2 separate regions of the Mus musculus genome follow, and region 2 is linked to region 1. A link is a loop called in an ENCODE intact Hi-C map of the cell type or tissue named here. Cell type or tissue: left cerebral cortex. All regions are shown on one strand. Links, peaks and the distances in the headings refer to the core of each region. The heading gives the core; the rest is flanking DNA. Region 1 has its middle 52 kb from the start of Nr1d2. Region 2 overlaps Thrb (thyroid hormone receptor beta).

Region 1 (2,922 bases), core at 106-2,605:
ATCATCACAGTTGACATGGTCATAGAAAAGATGTAAGTGAGAAGATGAATAATGTAAACAACCACCATGGGACAGCACACCACACACACACACACACACACACACACACACACACACACACACACACACACACCAAGAATCCTGAATATAGAAGACCTATGACCCAGCACTCTGCAGTTTGCTGGGCCATCTCTCCAGCCCCCTCTCCAGAACTTTCCCACATTTATCTATTTTTAATCTGGTCAGTAGCACAGGCTGCTCTTTTTCCAAGGACCCAAGATGGGTTCCTAGCACCAACTTCAGGCTCACAAGAACTTATAAGTCCATCTCCACCTTCTGACCTCTGCACTCACCTGTACATTCACAACACACACAATTAAAAATAAATTATTTTTAATAAAAAAAAATTCTGAAGAAAAGCTGTTTTTACAATCAAGTGCAAGAGTAAAGTCTTGCCTTTGGTACATCGCTATAACCCTCAGTAAGCTAACACAAATGACACTCTCTAAATACAACCATTTCTGCTGTAAATAACTTAATTAGGCTGTCAAAACAGCCCCAACCTCTTTAACTAAAATCCCAATTCATCTGTCTCATTCTCACTTCACTTGCAGGCAATGCTGGGGCAATTGCCAGGATCTCGAGTTCAAAGCCAGCCCAGGTCAGACCTACGTGTGGCTTGTGCAGCACTTGGGACTAACCAGCAAGCAACCTAAGTGTCCAGCAAGGTCAATCTCCTCATTCCCAGCTCACTCCCTAGATTGTTCCCGCTGATCCGCAGCTCCAACAAGGCCTGTGGATGGTCTTCATGGTCCTCTGGTTCCCTCTGATTTTCAACCTTTTGATTTTCTCCTCCTCTGAAGTTTTGCTTTTGTTGTTTTGTTTTGTTTTTAAACTATGCTTACAGGCGGCTCAGCTTTTACTTGCGCAGGAACTTTTTTTTTTTTTTTTTTTTTTTTTTTTGCTGTCCTTGAAGCAACAGTTTGTCTTTCCCCTCGACGTCTTTGTCTCAATGTCTGATAAACTGCTTATTTTTTTTAAACAGTTTTCCTTTTGAGCCTGAAAAAACAAACATTAACCAGAAAACGGGCCTCATTTCTCTGAATTGTAACTTGCCTCATTTCTCTGAATTGTAACTTGCGATGAAATCCCTGGTGCTATAGCGCCGCCTTATGGTAAACTGAGAATTAGCAGGTAACACTGCCTTTGACTCCTTGATACAGGATATCCTGATGTAGCCCAGATCTTTTTTTATTATTATTAGATATTTTCTTCATTTACATTTCCCCAAAGCCCCATATACCCTCCCCCTGCCCTGCTCCCCAAACCACCCACTCCCGCTTCCAGGCCCTGGCATTCCCCTGTACTGGGGCATATGATCTTCACAAGACCAAGGGCCTCTCCTCCCATTGATGGCCGACTAGGCCATCCTCTGCTATATATGCAACTAGAGACACAGCTCTGGGGAGTACTGGTTAGTTCATATTGTTGTTCCTCCTATAGGGTTGCAGACCCCTTTAGCTCCTTGGGTACTTTCTCTAGCTCCTTCATTAGAGGCCCTGTATTCCATCCAATAGATGACTGTGAGCATCCACTTCTGTATTTGTCAGGCACTGGCAGAGCCTCACAAGGGAGAGCTATATCAGGGTCCTGTCAGCGAGCTCTTGTTGGCATCTGCAATAGTGTCTGGGTTTGGTGGTTGTATATGGGACGGATCCCCAGGCGGGGCATTCTCTGGATGGTCCTTCCTTCAGTCTCAGCTGTGAACTTTGTCTCTGTAACTCCTTCCATGGGTATTTTCTTCCCCATTCTAAGAAGGAGTGAAGTATCCACACTTTGGTCTTCCTTCATCTTGAGTTTCATGTGTTTTGCAAATTGTATCTTGGGTATTCTAAGTTTCTGTGTTAATATCCACTTATCAGTGAGTGCATATCATGTGTGATCTTTTGTGATTGGGTTACCTTACACAGGATGATATCCTCCAGATTTGCCTAAGAATTTCATGAATTCATTGTTTAATAGCTGAGGAGTACTCCATTGTGTAAATGTACCACATTTTCTGTATCCATTCCTCTGTTGAGGGACATCTGGTTTCTTTCCAGCTTCTGGCTATTATAAATAAGTAGCCCAGATCTTGATGATCTCTTGCCTCAGCCTCCTGAGTGCTGCATTACGGGCATGTCCGACCATTTCTGGCAGGTGTGCTGTTTGGTTTTGTTTTGAGGAAAGTCTTGTTATATGCCCCAGGATGGCCTTTCCTCCCTGGTGCTAGGATTAGTGTGCATGTGTGTGCGGTAAATGTATGTGAGTGTGCTTGTCTGTATGCAGAAGCCAAGGTGAAATATCAGGGTTGTTTTCGATCTCTCCTCTACATTATCATTTGAGGCAGGGTCGTTCCAGCAAACCCAGAGCTCACCTAGTGTCTGCTAACAAGCTTGCTGTGGGGTAATCCCCTGTCTTTGCCTTCCGCGGGTTCTGAGGATCTGAACCACAGCACTCTTGCTGGCATGGTAAGTACTTTAACCACTGATCCATCTTCCCAACCCTAGTATAACACTTCTTTTTCATTTAATTTTTTTTTAGAATTATGCTTGTTTTATGAGTGTTTCGCCTATATGTTTATATGTACACACATATATGGTAATATATGTGTGTACAGTGCCTGTACATTCCCACTGAAGTTATGGGTTATCATGAGCTGCCATGTGGATGCTAGATTCTGTCTTCTGGAAGAATAGCCAGTGCTCTTAAAGTGATCCATCCCCTCAGCCATGGCAGAACAGTCTTGATGCCATTCCTAAAGACTTCAAATCTTCATTATTTCTGTTAAAATGGAAAGGAACAGATACCAGTGAGAATTTGAATGGCTTTTTCTTACTATGGTGGTGCCTCATGGATATCTCTGGATCAGACTGGCCTTTA
Region 2 (2,922 bases), core at 137-2,636, 210 kb before region 1:
TCAACCCTCCCCTTCCTACTGTGTGTGACCCTGCCACTTAATTCCATGTTATGGTTATGATGAGAACAACATGTACAAAGTAATGGTCTTATCACCATAAGCTGATAATAATCCCGTCCCCATGAACTGATAATCACCACGGTCCTCAGGTGAGAAATGACAAAGTCTGAGCACCACCACGAACTCAAATGCAAACATTATGACCTGTGACTCCCACCTGAGAGTCTCTGAAAGTTTTCTGAGAGAAACCCATAGCATGATGTCATGATCTAGAACACATATACACATGTCATGATTGCATGTACACGCCACACATACACTCAAGAGAACTGTTCATAATATTCTTAGCAAACACTCATGTTCTAATCCAGTACTTATTTATTTAAAAAGATTGCAATTTTACAGAAAGTGTGTTTTCCTTTTTGGATCACTGTTTTTAAATGTCAGATATATAAATACTACTTAAATGACATTAAAGCTGGAAAATAATTTCAAAGGCAGATTTGGAAGTAAAACATGCCTAAGACTTCCCAGGAGCCTCTGATCAGAGTGAGGCTGTGCACACAGAGATCATGACAGCTGCTTTTGAGTAGGGATGTCCCTCAGACTGAGCACAGGCACACATTCAGTGGCCACAAAACACAAAGAATAGCGTTTAGTTGATCTTTAGGTCTTATGTTAGTCAGTATTGACAATACAGAAACTGACCAGCTGTGAGGAACAGATCAGAACTCAGGACTCCACCAGCATTAGAAAGTATGACCAGTGGGACCTAGCCTGGAAGATAGCCAAATCTGGCTGTTGGAAGCCAAGGTGACATTCAGTTGATGGACTCCACATTGAAGTTTGAACAACTAGATTAATGTCTCAGAGCCAATTGCCAGACTCATTACTAGTGGCTTTTCTCTGGTTCACACTAAGAAACTAGATTATTGATTTTAGGATTGTCTGTGTGTGCGAGGATATGTTCTAAGATGTCTAATGTTTGATGCTTAAGTTGTCAACCATAAGGGCAGTAATGAGTAATCATTTCCTAATCACGTGGAAAGAGGTTAAAACCCATGTATAAAATGAACTTCCTGGCCCCAGCATAATAGGCACCTTTTCACTGTCACTGTCTAAGCCAAGTACAGACCATTCCTACCTGCCTGCCATTTTCCCCAGCAATAAGCTGCATCCACAGCTTAAGACCTTTACAGCCCTAAGTCTGTTCTTCACGGCAGCAGAACAGCAGGAGAGCTTGAAGATGCAGCGTCGAAGCTGGGTCTTGGCACATCAGGTGCTACTCTGAAGTGAGGCAGGCGAGGTTGCTGGGCTGGTGGTGTTTATTCATCTCCTCTCTTGTTTCATGTGTATGTATGTATGCTCTCCGAGTATATGCACGGCTCCATGGTTCAGGGGGCTGGCAAATGCATGCGTAGAGCGTGTGTATATGTAAAGTAGAACCTGAACCTGGATAGCAAAATGAACTACTGTATGCCAGAGGTACACGAAGTGTGCCCAGCTGCCAGCAGCAACTGCTACATGCAGGTCACTGACTACCTCGCATATCTGGAAGACAGTCCGGCTCTCAGTGGTCGTGATGTCCAAGCTGTGCCCAGTAGCAGCATATATATGGAACAGGCCTGGGCAGTGAATCAGCCTTATACCTGTAGTTACCCTGGAAACCTGTTTAAAAGCAAGGACTCTGACTTGGACATGGCCCTCAGTCAGTCCAGCCAGCCTGCACATCTCCCTGAAGAAAAGCCTTTTCCTCAAGTGCAGTCGCCACCGCACTCACAAAAAAAAGGTAGGGACTCTAGCTTCTCTTGGTTTCTGTTTCATTTTAAAATGTTATTGCATCAGCTTCCTTGAATCTTTGCATTTGAGCACCAGAGATTTGAAATTCAAACAGCAGTAAGAGGGGTTGCTGAATGAGTGAGGGCTCTGGTGAGTACAGAAGTTACCAAACGCCTGCTTTCTCTTTCTATGACAGCTACAGAAAGCTGGTTGTCACGGTCACGCATGGCATATATGGGCAGAGATGCATGCTGTCCAGAGTGAGTGTTACTGGCTTCTCTGCTAATATATATATACATCAAGGGATTCCCTCTTTGGGATAGCGGGAGGAAGATCCCAATTCAGACCACAAATTCACTTGACTCTTCCTACTGAGAGCCCGTTCTCATTAGCTAGCTAAATGGTCTAAGGCTTTCTCATTGGCTCTGAGATGTTAATGGGTTATGATTTACAAATGTTCATTTTCATTTTGATGTTATTTACTGATGCATGTAGAGAAGATGTTGATAACTGTGTCATGCTTTTAGAATGTCAAAGTCAAACAGAAATGAACCCTCTTTACTTAGGCACTGCTCCCTAAAATGTAGTAGACTTCAAACGTGAAGAATAAACTCATTATATAAAAGCAAGTGAGATATTTTTCAAAATATCCACTATTAAAATAAATTTAATATTTATTCATTTTAATAAGCATAGTTCTTAATTTTCTATCAAAAGGACATTTTTCCATTACCAAAAGATCAAAGAGACAAACAAGTACCTCACAGGGGACTTAGCTGCAACTTCTAGAGAGTTTAAATTCTGTAATAGATATTCCAGAAACCTCTTTATTCTAAGTATGATATGTAGGATCTGTGAAAGGAACAAAATTCCTGGGTTGCTGTCATTTGCAAGATCATGATGCCCGTTAGTCTCCAAAGGCAAGCTTTTCTGTAAAGTTAATCTTATGATATAATATAGTATATTTAATTAGGTTTTTAGAAAAGTTAGCATTTGTGGTTTTATGTTTTAATGTTTGGTGTTGTTTGAGGCAGTCTCTTTAATATTCTCCCTCCTTTACTTTGCCCCTTCTTTTCCCTGTGAGCCTCTTCTTTCTAACTAGTCCCTGTGGTTGTACCCCTAAAGCAAGCGATCCTATTACTA

Evidence for each region. Peaks named below come from ENCODE experiments on the same cell type or tissue, not always from the same donor. Only the 100,000 strongest peaks of a DNase experiment are listed, where the experiment ranks them.
Region 2: it touches region 1 in a loop (2.2-fold over the local background); 2 of 42 quality-filtered maps call a loop at or near these places.

Annotation. Positions count from the first base shown.
Region 1 is chr14:18,186,070-18,188,991 of GRCm38, forward strand. No RefSeq gene overlaps it. Among named protein-coding and RNA genes, the nearest start is that of Nr1d2, 52 kb to the right of the region's middle. In left cerebral cortex, for the core only: a CTCF peak has its summit at 1,175; a DNase peak (open chromatin) is centred at 1,164.
Region 2 is chr14:17,980,413-17,983,334 of GRCm38, forward strand. The region is part of intron 4 of Thrb (thyroid hormone receptor beta); the gene reads left to right. Among named protein-coding and RNA genes, the nearest start is that of Nr1d2, 260 kb to the right of the region's middle. In left cerebral cortex, for the core only: no CTCF peak of the experiment used is centred there; DNase peaks (open chromatin) are centred at 1,305, 1,556 and 1,724.